Linked DNA regions of Homo sapiens: region 2 is linked to region 1. Evidence: chromatin contacts called from ENCODE Hi-C or POLR2A ChIA-PET data. All regions are on one chromosome and are shown on one strand. Each heading gives the region's core, a stretch centred on a gene start or an enhancer-like site at or near the end of the contact. The rest is flanking DNA. Distances are from core to core; before and after follow the strand shown. Region 1 overlaps DLG4 (discs large MAGUK scaffold protein 4). Region 2 holds the start of POLR2A (RNA polymerase II subunit A).

What was found. A loop is a pair of places that touch in the nucleus more often than their neighbours do. ChIA-PET counts read pairs that join two places held with the same protein, here RNA polymerase II (POLR2A). Pooled maps may share reads with other maps.
Region 2: a loop to region 1 is called in a pooled map, with 3 times the contacts of the local background. The contact joins the promoter of POLR2A here to the enhancer-like site in region 1. A Hi-C loop is called at or near these places in 3 of 168 maps with a recorded cell type or tissue (B cell and CD8-positive, alpha-beta T cell), 1 of 37 single-sample maps with no recorded cell type and 9 of 50 pooled maps. POLR2A ChIA-PET finds 5 or more read pairs at or near these places in 1 of 52 experiments (MCF 10A).

Annotation. Positions count from the first base shown.
Region 1 is chr17:7,185,932-7,193,205 of GRCh38, reverse strand. DLG4 (discs large MAGUK scaffold protein 4) reads left to right here. Exons shown (of 20, transcript NM_001321075.3): 17 at 89-261; 18 at 1,204-1,313; 19 at 1,848-1,939; 20 at 2,392-6,019. The coding sequence ends at 2,498. Among named protein-coding and RNA genes, the nearest start is that of ASGR1, 10 kb to the right of the region's middle. RefSeq lists a silencer at 6,385-6,554. Within about 2 kb of position 1,550, at least 2 of the 41 ENCODE cell types and tissues checked have a DNase peak (open chromatin) inside an H3K27ac peak, as active enhancers do.
Region 2 is chr17:7,482,569-7,489,842 of GRCh38, reverse strand. POLR2A (RNA polymerase II subunit A) reads right to left here and starts at 5,477. Exons shown (of 30, transcript NM_000937.5): 1 at 4,986-5,477. The coding sequence starts at 5,078. SLC35G6 (solute carrier family 35 member G6) reads right to left here. Exons shown (of 2, transcript NM_001102614.2): 2 at 6,347-7,274. The coding sequence ends at 6,842. It also overlaps a transcript of ZBTB4 not described here. RefSeq lists a silencer at 4,839-5,158 and enhancers at 4,277-5,270, 5,969-6,038, 6,129-6,178, 5,271-6,265, 6,269-6,538.

The sequences.
Region 1 (7,274 bases), core at 301-2,800:
GCACTATGGGGATTTGATTGAAGTAGGCAGGATTTAAGCTAGAGGGATGGTGGTTAGATCTTTGGGGGGTGGGGTGACTTCCTGGCAGATACGACACGGCCCAAGCGGGAGTATGAGATAGATGGCCGGGATTACCACTTTGTGTCGTCCCGGGAGAAAATGGAGAAGGACATTCAGGCGCACAAGTTCATTGAGGCCGGCCAGTACAACAGCCACCTCTATGGGACCAGCGTCCAGTCCGTGCGAGAGGTGGCAGAGCAGGTAGGACCTGGCGGGCACCCGGTCCTCTTCCTTCTCCCCTCTCCCCACCCCACTGCCTCCCTCCAGCTTTCTCTAACTCTCTCTCTCTCTGTCTCTTTCCCTGCTGGGTCTCCACTCCGCTCCTCCACCTCCTTCTCCTCTTGGGCAACTCTGTCTGACTGCCTGCTCTCTGCCCCTGCTCTCTCTCCCACCTCCCTCACTTCCTGACCCCAAATTCCCCACCACCATCTGGCCTCTTTCTCTCCCCACTCCCTTCTCCTTGCCCCATTTCTCCTCTCTTCCCATGGCCTTGTCTTTGGTGGCTTGGCCTTCCCCACTGGGTCCCTCCCTTTTTCCTGACTCCCCGCTGGCCCTCTCCCCTGCCTCACCCTTTTCTGGGGCCCGGCTCCCCTCTCCCACTCCTCTGCTAACTCCTTTCCTTTCCCCGCTGCTCCTCACCCTGCCCTCCCTCCCTCCCTCCACGGTTCCTTTCTCCATCTGCCTCACTCCCTCCCATCTGTCTCCTTGTTCCTTCCATCTGTCTGTCCTCTGTCCGTCCTCCCCTCCCTCCTCCCTCTATCCTACTTCCTTTCTCCTTTTTCTTGGCTTTCCTTCCCGCCTGTGTCACCTCTGCCTTGCACACCCCGCCCCACTCGCTGCTGCCCCGGCTCTGCCACCATCTCTTGGGTCCCTGCCTGCCTGGTGCTCCTCCCTTCCTCCATTCTGTCCTGTCCCTGCCCTCTCCCGTGCTCTCCATCTTCCCTTTCCTTTCCCTCTGTCTTTTACTCTGTCCATACCCGCTTCCTGCCTGACTCTCTGCCCCCGTGTTTCTTGACATCCATGTCACTCCCCTTCGGCCAACTTCCCATTCCCCACCTCTCCCCGTCCGTGTCCCTCCGGCACTGCTCTCTGTCCTTTCTCGCCACCCGCTGGCCCCCCTCCGCCCACCCTGCCTGCCCCCAGGGGAAGCACTGCATCCTCGATGTCTCGGCCAATGCCGTGCGGCGGCTGCAGGCGGCCCACCTGCACCCCATCGCCATCTTCATCCGCCCCCGCTCCCTGGAGAATGTGCTGTGAGTATGGTCCTGGGGGCCTCCCCTTTGCTCCCCCAACACCTGTGGCCCTGGGCCTCACAAGGCGTCTGCGTTCAACTCTCCCTTCAGAACCCTGGACAGCGGTTTCAGCAGCCCCTGAGGGGGATCCCTGGAACCCAGAGGATGTGGGGGAATCGGGTCTTTCCCCTCCTCTCCTGCCTTGGCTAGACAGGACTACATTTCCCAGCAGCCCCTGGGGCATACCAGCTGGGGCGAGTCAGGGCCTCTAGGGCTGTTGGGAATTGGAGTCCGAATCCCATCTCTGGGGCTGAAGGCTGGAAGGATGAAGCTCCGTAGATGTCCCTGGAGTAGCCACACCTGGCTGGGGCGGTTGCGGGTGGCAGGGGGGTGGGGGGTGGTTCTCATCTGTGGCCCCAGAGGATATTGGGAATTGTATTTTTTTTTTTGCTATGTGCTCCAAATAGAAGAATACTTAACATTCCTGGATAGAGGAGATAAAAGGCAGGGTCAGGTGGGTCCAGTCTCAGGCCTGCTCTCCCTCCCTCTTCACAGAGAGATTAACAAGCGGATCACAGAGGAGCAAGCCCGCAAAGCCTTCGACAGAGCCACCAAGCTGGAGCAGGAGTTCACAGAGTGCTTCTCAGGTGAGGCCACAGCAAGGCTGTTGCCAGCATGTAGGGTGCCCTTGCTCGGATTAGAAAGAGCTCCCCCGCCACCCCCAGTGGATGGCTTAGAAAGAGGTGCCCCTGTGGGCGCGGCATGGTGGCTCACGCCTGTAATCCCAGCACTGGCGGGCACCTGTAATCCCAGCTACTCGGTAGGCCGAGGCAGGAGAATCGCTTGAACCTGGGAGGCAGAGGTTGCAGTGAGCCGAGATCGCACCACTGCACTCCAGCCTGGCGCTAAGAGCAAAACTCAATCTCAAAAAAAAAAAAAAAAAAAAAAAAGAGGTGCCCCTGTGGGCGGGTGCAGCCCCAGGACTTATGGCTTGGAGAGTTGGAAAGAGGTGCCCCTTCCTCTGGGCTGGTGCAACCCCCTTGGCCAGGTGTCCTCTGGCCCTTCCTTGGCCTCACTCCCTGCTCCACCCCACTCCCAGCCATCGTGGAGGGTGACAGCTTTGAGGAGATCTACCACAAGGTGAAGCGTGTCATCGAGGACCTCTCAGGCCCCTACATCTGGGTTCCAGCCCGAGAGAGACTCTGATTCCTGCCCTGGCTTGGCCTGGACTCGCCCTGCCTCCATCACCTGGGCCCTTGGTCTGGACTGAATTGCCCAAGCCCTTGGCTCCCCCCGGCCTCCCTCCCACCCCTTCTTATTTATTTCCTTTCTAACTGGATCCAGCCTGTTGGAGGGGGGACACTCCTCTGCATGTATCCCCGCACCCCAGAACTGGGCTCCTGAACGCCAGGAACCTGGGGTCTGGGGGGGAGCTGGGCTCCTTGTTCCGAGCCCTTGCTCCTTAGGATCCCCGCCCCCACCTGCCCCCAATGCACACACAGACCCACCGGGGGCCACCTGCCCTCCCCCATCCTCTCCCACACACATTCCAGAAGTCAGGGCCCCCTCGAGGAGCACCCGCTGCAGGGATGCAGGGCCACAGGCCTCCGCTCTCTCCTAAGGCAGGGTCTGGGGTCACCCCTGCCCTCATCGTAATTCCCCATGTTCCTTGATTTCTCATTTATTTTTTCCACTTTTTTTCTTCTCAAAGGTGGTTTTTTGGGGGGAGAAGCAGGGGACTCCGCAGCGGGCCCCTGCCTTCCACATGCCCCCACCATTTTTCTTTGCCGGTTTGCATGAGTGGAAGGTCTAAATGTGGCTTTTTTTTTTTTTTTTCCTGGGAATTTTTTTGGGGAAAAGGGAGGGATGGGTCTAGGGAGTGGGAAATGCGGGAGGGAGGGTGGGGGGCAGGGGTCGGGGGTCGGGTGTCCGGGAGCCAGGGAAGACTGGAAATGCTGCCGCCTTCTGCAATTTATTTATTTTTTTCTTTTGAGAGAGTGAAAGGAAGAGACAGATACTTGAAACTTGGTGTGTGGCCTGGTTATTTGGGACCTGGGTGTGGAGGGAGATGGGCGCAGCAGAGTCAGATCCTTCTTCACTCCAAGCCAGAGAGGTTAGTGGCCTGGAAAATGGGCCAGGGAGGTAACTGGCAAATCAAGGAACCCGAGTTGGTGAAGACTGAGCCTGGGAAGGTCTGGAGCTCTGTCCAAAGTCATGACAGGCCAGAAAGGGGAGGCTGGAACTTGTCTGGGGCCCTGCAGACTTAGTCCAGCTCTGATCCCTGCCGGGCTGTCTCAGTCCTGTTGGGAAGCACAACAGTCCTTAAAGGAAAATAGAGAGGAAACTTCGTTCATTCATGTTCATGGAGTTGTGGACAGAGCTAGGATCTGGAAATGATTTTTTTTGTTTTTTTGTTTTTTTTTTTGAGACAGAGTCTTGCTCTGTCGCACAGGCTGGAGTGCAGTGGCTCGATCTCGGCTCACTGTGATCTCTGCCACCCTGGTTCAAGTGATTCTCCTGCCTCAGCCCCCTGAGTAGCTGGGATTACAGATTACTGCCACCATGCCTGGCTAATTTTGTATTTTTAGTAGAGATGGGGTTTCACCATGTTGGTCAGGCTGGTCTTGAACTCCTGACCTTGTTATCCACCCGCCTCAGCCTCCCAAAGTGCTGGGATTACAGGCGTGAGCCACCGCGCCTGGCCTGGAAATGATCTTTACAGAGTTCTGCTGATAAGAACTGCTGTGTGAATATACGCTAGGTTTCTTTATGCGCCCCCCCCACCCTTTTTTTTTTTTTTTTGAGACAGAGTTTCGCTCTTTCGCTCAGGCTGGAGTGCTGTGGTGCGATCTTGGCTCACTGCAACCTCTGCCTGCTGGGTTCACACGGTTCTCCTGCCTCAGCCTCTCGAATAGCTGGGATTACAGGCGCCTGCCACCACTCCTGGCTAATTTTTGTATTTTTAGTAGAGATGGGGTTTTGCTTTGTTGGCCAGGCTGGTCTCGAACTCCTGACCTCAGGTGATCCGCCCAGCTTGGCCTCCCACAGTGTTAAGATTACAGGCATGAGCCACTACGCCCAGCCTTTATGTCCTATCTCTATGGGAAAGATCTGAGGCAGCTTTGTAAATAATGAGGGTAGGAAAATAAGAATCTAAATGCCAAAGATGAAAACTGGAGAAATGTATATGAACTGTGAGGGTAAATGTGATCTCTGAGCTTCCTGATAGCCATGGCAAAAAAGGAAATTGTCAATTACCTACTTCTTTATTATAAGGGAGAAATAATTTTAGTTCTTTTAGGGAGTCATATTTTCCTGGCCCTAAGTCCTAACTGAAGCTCCTGAGATCCTGCTATGTAGAATGGTGACTCTCAGCCTTCTGCCTTCTTCATGTGTTTGGCACAGATGAACCTTTGGGGGCACCTGCTGGGGTACTATTCCTTTCTCTGATTCTCAGGTGCTCCAGTGGGTAAGGCTGAGGCAGAGGGCCCTAAGAGTTATGGTGGTTAAATCCCAAACAGTGCAAAAGGGCATTTTTTGTAGCCACTCCTGACTAAAGTTGAGAGTTTCATGCAAAAGACCAACCCAGGGGTAGTGATTCTGTGGATGGCATGGCCGTCCAAGCCTAAAGTAGTCCAAGAATAGAGGCAGAGATTGCTGAAGGGGTGTCACTTCAACCAGTAGCCACGTATTGCCCTGCAGGATTTTCTATGCAGGACCGAGTCCATCAGGATCCTGGGGATAGGGACCAGGGGTCTGCATTTCTGGAAAGCTCCCGGGTGATTTTGATGTCTCACTGGGTGGAGAAGCACTGCTTCAGAGGATTTTTTTTTTTTTTTTTTTGAGGTCGAGTTTCACTTTTGTTGCCCAAGCTGGAGTGCAATGGCGCGATCTCGGCTCACTGCAACCTCCAACTCCAGGGTTCAAGTGATTCTCCTGCCTCAGCTTCCCAAGTAGCTGGGATTACAGATGCGTGCCATAACACACAGCTATTTTTTAATATTTTTAGTAGAAACGGGGTTTCACCATGTTAGCCAAGCTGGTCTCAAACTCTTGACCTCAGGTGATCTGCCCGCCTTGGCCTCCCAAAGTGCTGGGATTACAGGCGTGAGCCACTGCACCTGGCCCTGATGTTTTTCAAATAATCCTTCTCTTAGCTTGGTTCTGTGTAATAGCAGATGGCTTGAGGCTGTGATAACGTTCTCTATCGTGAGCTGAAGGGAGAAATCTAGGAGCTGAGGAAGGTGTGTGCAGGTAATGCGTCTGCGTGTTAAACTAGAAGGGGCAGAATCACATATTTGACCTGGATGGGGTAGAATCACATAATTTTGCATGTATTATTATTATTATTATTATTATTATTATTGGAGACAGAGTTTCGCTCTTGTTGCCCAGGCTGGAGTGCAGTGGTGCGATCTCTGCTCACTGCAACCTCTGCCTTCCGGATTCAAGCTATTCTCCTGCCTCAGCCTCCCGAGTAGCTGGGATTACAGGTGCATGCCACCACGCCCAGCTAATTTTTTGTATTTAGTAGAGATGGGGATTTCACCATATTGATCAGGCTGGTCTCGAACTCCTGACCTCGGGTGATCCACCCCCCCCCCCCTCGGCCTCCCAAAGTGCTAGGATTACAGGCATGAGCCACCGCGCCTGGCCTGCATGCATTATTTTGTAAATTATAATCAGTACACGTACCTGACAACAATTCAAATAAATATAGAAATACATACTGTTTTTAAAAAGTTTCCTTCCTGTTTCCCTCCAGGCATTATTCCTCAGGGGAAGCACGGTTGCCGCTGGGGCTGTATTCTTCCAAGGCCATGGCCTGGCCGCTTGAGAAGGCAATGTAATTAATGCATTGGAGCCCTGGGCTCCCAAACAACATAGGTTCAAATCCTGGTTCCTCTTCTCCCCACACTTTTTACTTCTTTCAGTAAATACTTCCTTGGATGTTCCTTGGAACCAGGCAGTGTTCTAGATGCTGGGAAGGCAACATCCCTGTCCTTAGGGAACTTTGGGTGCATCCAGTGGAGATGACAGACTATAGGGAGTAAGTGAACACAGAGTGTTTAGACAATGATGGGTGCTACTATGAAAGAGAGTGATGGCCCTTGCTGGTTTAGACCGGGCGGTCAGGGAGGCCCCTTGCAGCATCATTTGGGTGGAGGCCTGAAGGACAACAAAGACTGGGGTGGTGAGAGTGTGCCAAGTAGGGAGACGAACAGTCTGGAAGGAATAAATTTGAAAGGTTGGAGGACAGAAGGAGGCCACTGGAGTGGAGTAGGGTGGGGGACAGAGAGAAATAGGTGTGTCAGAGAAGTCAGAGAGGCGTGGCACACAGGACTTCCCGTGGATTTTTCAGAGTGGTGTAGAAGCTGCTGGAGGGCTGTGGAGGGAACCGTGAGCCAGTTACTCTGGGTGTGAAGGGGAATACACAGCAGGGGGCAATGGAGAGCCAGCTAGGCTGTTGCTGGCGTTAGGATGAGGGACGATGGTGGAGTCACTGTCACTCTGGGGAGAGCTTAACCTCTCTAAGCCTCAGTATACCTAGCTGTAAAATGGAAATAACTACCTACCTTGGTGGATACTTGGGAGGAATAAACTGGAAAGTACACGTAAAGCCCTCAGCACAGTGCCTGACGCATGGTAGAAAATGGTAGCAATTATTGTCATTGGCCTCTTGGTCTATTTTCAGATATGCATAAGCCCAAAAGTTAAAGCCTGGAATCATTTGGAGTTTTAACAAGTTTTACCCTCAAAAAGTAGGAAAGAGGCAGGCCTGGCATGGTGGCTCACGCCTGTAATCCCAGCACTTTGGGAGGCTGAGGTGGGCAGATCACGAGGTCAGGAGTTCAAGACCAGCCTGGCCAACATGGTGAAACCCTGTCTCTACTAAAAAAACAAACAAACAAAAAAAGCTGGGGGTGGTGGCGGGCGCCTGTAATCCCAGCTACTGGGGAGGCTGAGGCAGGAGAATCCCTT
Region 2 (7,274 bases), core at 4,228-6,727, 290 kb before region 1:
CTCACCTCTGCATTCCAGCCTAGGCAACAGAGCAAGACTCCATCTTTCCAAGAAAAGACAGCAATTTATTAAGCACCTAGACCCAAACAACTTAAGCATTTATGTCCTAGGAACTTACTAGCCATTTGAGAAAATACACACAAGTTGAAAATACTATTAATATATTAAAACAAAATAACATTTTTATTTCTTTACCAAATAACCATCTCACTCACTTATGGCGCCTGTTAGGCACTGCACCTCTCAAACCTTGGAATCAGACTAAACAGCACCACCTTTATTTCTTCTACAAACTGATTTTTGCCTGTACTTAGCAACTGCTAAAAACCCAGTTTCACAAAAATATGACATTATAGAAAGGGATTTGGCACCATCTAATGTTGAAACAGAACTACCAGGAACTAGGAGTTCCAGGGTATCTGACAAATGTACCTGTGTTTCTCTTGGAAATTTAAAATACCTCACTGTGCCCACCGTGTGCCACAGTGTCTCAGGGCATCAGCACAGTGTGGGACCTTATTGGGAAGTTCCTCTATTACATTGTAAGAATACACCCTAAGTTATTCAACAGGATTCCTATTAGTAAATACCGAGTAATTTATAATTGTCACTTTCAAACAATGTTGCAATAAAAGTCCTTCTACATTATCTATGCATATTTGCCCAATTATTTCATTCACTTGTTTATTCAACTAATTTTTATTACATGTCTATCATGTGCCAGGCACTACCTGAGATACTAAGGGAACATGAATAACACAGACAAAGTCCCTCATGAAATTCATTCTCTAGCAAGGAAGCAAGAAACAGAAAAACTAATCCTTTCTGGAGTGACAGGCTGTGAAGGAAAATATAGCAGAGAATGATCAGAGAAAACAAGGGAAGGGCGGGGGATGCTATTTAAACAGAGTGGTCAGGGAAGCGCTCCTAAAGATATGACATCGGCCAGGCGCAGTGGCTCATGCCTGGAATCCCAGCACTTTGGGAGGCAGAGGAGGGGGATCGCTTGAGCCCAGTTCACCAGCCTAGGTAACATAGTGAGAACCCATCTCTACAACAAATTTAAAAATTAGGCATGGTGGTATGAGCCTGTTGTCCCAGCTACTGAGGTGGGGGTTGGGGGTCTGTCTGAGGTGGGAGCATTTTTTTTTTTTTTTTGAGACGGAGTCTCGCTCTGTTGCCCAGGCTGGAATGCAGGAGCGCAATCTCGGCTCACTGCAAGCTCCACCTCCCGGGTTCACGCCATTCTCCGGCCTCAGCCTCCCAGGTAGCTGGGACTACAGGCACCTGCCACCACGCCCTGCTAATTTTTTGTATTTTTAGGGGAGACGGGGTTTCACCGTGTTAGCCAGGACGGTCTCGATCTCCTGACCTCGTGATCCGCCCGCCTCAGCCTCCCAAAGTGCTGGGACTACAGGTGTGAGCCACCGCGCCTGGCCTTTTTTTTTTTTTTTTTGAGACAGTCTCACTCCGTCACGCAGGCTGGAGTGCAATGGCACAGTATCAGCTCAATGCAACCTCGACCTCCCAGGTTAAACTGATTCTCCTACCTCAGCTTCCCTAGTAGCTGGGACTACAGAGGCGTGCCACCACACCTAGCTAATTTTTGTATTTTTAGTAAAGACAGAGTTTCACTATTTTGGCCAGGCTGGTCTCAAACTCCTGACCTCGTTATCTGCCCACCTTGGCCTCCCAAAGTGCTGGGATTACAGACGTGATTGAGCCTGGCCAGGGAGCATCTTTTGAGCCCAAGAGGCTGCAGTGAGCTGGGATCGAGCCACTGCACTCCAGCCTGGGGGACAGAGGGATACCCCGTGTCCAAAAAAAAAAAAAGATATGCCATTTCAACACAGAACATACAGACATAAAGGAACAGGCATGCAGAGCAGAGGTCTGAGCAACGTTGTTCCAAGCAGGAGGAATAGTGAATAATAAAGTCCTTGAGGTGGGAATAAGCTTGCAGTGTTAGAGGAGCAAGCAGTCAGCGTGGTTCAAGAAAAGCAAAGAGGAGACTAGTAATGAGATGGAGAAGCAAGCAGGAGCCAGATAAAACAGCACTTTATAGGTCAGAGTAAGGAGTCCTGAAACCTCTGGAAAGGATTCTATGAAGGGAAGGGATGAAGAGATCTCTCTAGCCTGTTCTAGCTGTTCTTACAAACTGTAGGAAGACCAATTAGGGCTCTATAGCACCCCACAGGAAAGATGACAGTAGGGTGGGATATGGTGGGACATGGTGGTGGAGATGGTCATAAATGGCTGGATTCCAGGCATATTTTGAAAGGTAGGACTGACACTCTGGCAGATGGACTAAGTGGAGATTGTGAGAAAGAGAATCAAAGATGGCTTTTAGATTTTTGGCCTGAGCAAATGGATGAATGGAGAAACTATTTAATGAACCATGCAAGACTGGGAAAGGGGCATCATTGAGGGGATAATTAAGCTTTTTTAACCTAAGGATGAATTTTTATAAGTGGTAATGCTTGATCAAATGATTTACATATTAAAAGGTTGATAAAATTGTTAGACCAGAGGCCGGGCATGGTGGCTCATGCCTGTAATCCCAGCACTTTGGGAGGCCAAGGCGGGCGGGTCCTCTGAGGTCAGGAGTTCAAGACCAGCCTGGGCAACACGGCAAAACCCCATCTCTACTAAAATACAAAAATAGCCAGGCATCGTGGCACACGCCTGTAATCCCAGCTACTTGGGAGGCTAAGGCAGGAGAATCGCTTGAACCCGAGAGGTGGAGGTTGCAGTGTGCCAAGATCGTGCCACTGCACTCCAGTCTGGGCAACAAGAGTGAGATTCCATCTCGAAAAAAAAAAAATTGTCAGACCATCCTCCAAAAAGGTTATACCAATCTATCTTTCTACCAACAATGTATAAGCACGTCTATTTCCCAGTATTTTTGCCAGCAGGGAAAAAAAATCAGATGAGAAAAAATTTTATTTTAATCTGGATTTTTTTTATTAGAAAGTCTACTCTTTGTTGGCCATTTGCACTATTTCTGTGAACTGCCTATTCATCTCCTTTACCCATTTTTCTAGTAGATAGGTACTTTCCTTACTGATTTGTGTTCCTTGTACATCAATAAATTTAACCTTGTCTGCGTAATTGCAAATACTGTTTCCTGATCTGTTTTTCAGCTTTGCCACAGTGCCTCTATAAACAGAAGTGGCTCTTATTTTTATGTAGTGAAATCTGCCTTGGTCTTCCTTATATATAACGTTTAGCTCATTTTAGGCACTCCATAAAATTTGCCTATAATTAATTCACTACTATTAAGGACTTCTGTCTCTGGTATCAGCCCTGCAAAAGCCTTCTATTTTTTTTCTAGTGCTTTATGGGTTTTTTTAGGTTTAAGTCTTAACTTCATCTGGAACTGATTCTGTGGTATGGTGTGAGGTCAGGACGTTCTGACTCCTGACATAGCTGAACTTTCTCCCAGCAAAAATGGTCTCTATCCACAAACAGCCACTTAACTCCATTCTTTCCAGCCAGTGGGCTCCTCTACTTAGCGCCACAAGGGAAAAAGTCCAAGTCACCAATAGCTCTCCCCTAGGGCTGCCCTCCTCTCTCTGGTCTCTCCTCCTCTCGCATCAGTTCTTCATAGAGCAACTACAGCAGTAGTTTTTTCAAATGTGCTGTCACTCTGTTTATAATTGTCAACGACTACCTACTGAAAATGGAATTAAGTCCTGACTCCTTACCATAATATACAATATCCCATGCTTCTCCAGCCTATTTCTGTAACACTCTTCTCTCATCCACTAAACCTCAGCCACACCGGCCGCCTTTCACCCTGTAGGACAAGCCCAAGTTCATTTCTCCCTCAGGCCCTTTGCACTTGCTATTTCCTCTGCCGGAAAAGCTCTCGCCATCCAAACTATGGCTTCGACGACTGGCTGCCTCTCATCATTTGGGTAATGTCTTCTAAGATAGGCCTTCCCAGACCCTGACGCCATCCCATCTAAAGTAGCCCCACCTCGACGGGCGCGGTAGCTCACGCCTGTAATCCCAGCACTTTGAGAGGCCGAGGCGGGTGGATCACCTGAAGTCAGGAGTTCAGCCATTGCACTCTGGCCTGGGGAATAAGAGCGAAACTCCGTCTCAAAAAAAAAAAAAAAAAAAAAAAGACGGGGGAGAATCACCTCAGGGCAGGCGTTCGAGACCAGCCTGGCCAACATGGCAAAACCCCTCCTCTACTAAAAATACAAAAATTAGCGGGGCATGGTGGCGCATGCCTGTAATCCCAGCTACTCAGGAGGCTAAGGCAGGAGAATCGCTTGAACCCGGGAGGCGGAGATTGCAGTGAGCCGAGATCGTGCCATTGCACTCCAGCCTGGGCGACAGAGCAAGACTCCGTCTCAAAAAATAAAATAAAATAAAAATAAAAAAATAAAGTAGCCCCAGCTCAGTGACTCTCCATGGGATTACCCCTTTTCACTCTATTCGAGACAAATGCCATTAACTGAATTATCTCATTCATTCATTGTATTCATGTTTACTGCTTGCCCTTTCCCACAGACAGTGCTCTTGAAGGTAGGGTCCTGGTCTGTCGTGTTCACCTCTGTAACCCGAGTCTCCTGTGTCTTCAACAGAGCAGGTGCTCAGTTAACATTTGTATTACAGAAGAGGAGGAAGCTACCCGGGTTTGGCTTCTTAACCAAACTTGTAAAGACTCCCTAGGATTCGTCGGATCGCCTTTAACGTCGGTAACTCTGGAGTGTGAAATCAGTCATCCTTCTCTCCCTCCTTCTCACCCTCCAGCCAGCCCCCCATCTCGGACAAAGCGCTACGCCTGCTCAACTCTTTGCAAAATATAACTCTGGGAGGCCCGAGACTGGCGCCTACACGGCCTTGGCGCTGCTGAGCCATGCTCCTGGCCCGTCACCCATAAGCAGCGAGAAAGCGCCAAGTTTCCGCAGCCCCCGTCCGGCCCCGCCCGCCAGGGGAGGAGGGGGGAAGGGGAGGACAGAGCCGCTTACCAGTTCATCCGGACTCAGGACTCCGAACTGGACTCTCTTGATGGTGCGCAGCGGGCATGCGCTGTCCCCCGAGGGGGGGCCACCCCCGTGCATGGCGGAGGCAGGCGCGCTGCGCAGGCGCAAACCTCACTACAAAAAGCCTGCGCCGCCTCCGCCTAGGTGCTCAGACCTCGTCAGGGCGGCCACCGGGAAGGACCTCCCCGAGTTGGGAGGAAAAAGCCGGAGGAGGGGAAGGTGGGGGAGGGAAGGAGGCGGGGAAATAAGGAGCGAAAGGAGCCCTTCTTTCCCTTACCGGAAATTTTTCAGCTCCCAAAAAGGAAAAAAAAAGAAGGGAAAAGGAAAAGGTTTTTGGGGGAGGAAGAAGAAAAAGGGTAACGAATAAATAAGTAACCGGGTTCCTGAACGGCAGAGGTTACGGCAGTTTGTCTCTCCCCCTTCCGGGAGCCGCCTTCTTCTCCAACCGTCCCGGCCGCGCTCTCGGCGCTTCTGAGCAGCGAACTCGCTGAACGACGCTTCTTATAGATTCGCCCTCGCGTCCCCGCCCCTTCCTTTCCCGCCCTCCCTTGCGCTACGGGGCCGCCTGCGCAGGCCCGCAAGGGGTGCGAGCCAGAGTCGTGGGTAAACCCCCCGCTCGCTGGTTGGGCGACCTTTTGAAGTGACAGGGAGAGAAGAATTTTTTTCTTTAATCCCACCGCCTCTCCTCGCTGCTCCCTTTTGCACTGAGGCTTAAGGTTTGAAGACTCGAGGGTAAAATTGGGCCGCTTTCATTCTAGTTTGGACAACGGTTTCATCTTCAGCAAAAGCCTCTCATTCGTAGCCCCCCCCAGCTGGAAAATGGTCTGCTCTGCGAATCGGTAATGGCGGCGGGGCGGGGCGGGTCCTCCCGGGGAAGGGCGGTTGCTCATGAATATGCAGTTCTCTTGCTGAATATGCATGAACAAACCAAGATGGCAGGACCAGTGGCTTGTCCGGAAGTAGCCGATGTTTGTCAAACGGCCCCCGGAGACGGGTGGGCATCTCCTGGCCTGTAATGCCGCGCTGTACCGAGCCATGATCCTAGATCCATGGCCTGAGCCTCTCGAAGAGACTTCAGCTGGGAGGCCTGCTCTGGAAGGAGGGTGGCCACTGTCCGGGAGAGATCACGGGACCGCGACAATCCGAGAAAAGCAGATTAGCCATGGGGCGGGCCACGAAAGTCCTGGGGGATTTGGGGTCAAGGCATCTGAACATTAGGAAATCCTCCACTTTGTAGAATATTTCAGGAATAAAATGGGGGGCGGGGATCCCAAGGGGTTCTCCAATGAGAACGGTCGTAGGACTTTCCACTCTCCCTCCAAAGCAGAGACGACACCACTGCAAGCCACATTCAGAGTAATCCTTGTTTGATGTCAATGTCACGTCACCACCCCAAGGGGGGGGCACAAGCACGAGGAAAGGAAACCTTTGCCGTGAGGGGAGGGGTGGGGAGGCACGCTCCCCTCCCCCACCGCAGCTGCTGGCTCTGTCTTTGCCGGAACACTCCAGCCCCAATGCTCTTCTCTTTGCTGCTGAGTGAAGTCCTCCCCGTGGCCCACGGCCTCCCTGCCTCAGCCGTTTGGATCTGCTCCTCAGACTTTACCCCTTAGTTATGCCCTGATTCCAGGACCCAGCCTGGTCTCCACATCCCTTGGTCCCAGGCTGGCCCCAGGTCTTCCAGGTAGTCCCTCTCCACCAAGTCCCCAAGTCACCCTTGACTCTGAGAGGTATCCCTCTCCCACACCAGTTCTTTTCCAGTCACTTCTCCTCCCATGTTTGTCTTCAGTCTTTGCCTCTATTTATCCCTGTCCCTCCCAACCCCCGGGCTCCCAAGTTCTATCTCACTCCTCCACCTTCCCTTCCCTCTCACAGCTGAGGTTCCAGGCTGTGATGATGGCAATGCTGCCCAGCACAACCCCTGCCCCCACGATGTCAGAAGGTGCCACAGTCTCATGGAGCATATAATACTGCAGTATAAGGGCCACCACCACCTCGGAATGCAGGACAGCGCACACCAGGGCAGGGTGGGCCTTGGTGACCGCATAGCTCACACATGTGAAGGAGACCAAGGCGAGGATCCCCACTGCCCCCACACAACTCCAACTCGGGAGATCACTGGGCAACACGGGGGGCTGCAGCACAAAGAGGCCTGGCACAGAGCCCAGCAGCCCCACCAAGCCAGATAGGAAGGCCACTGTTGGGAGGCAGGAGGGAAAGTGCAGAGAACGATAGACCAGAAGCCCCAGGGACAGCGCCAGTCCTCCCACGAAAGCC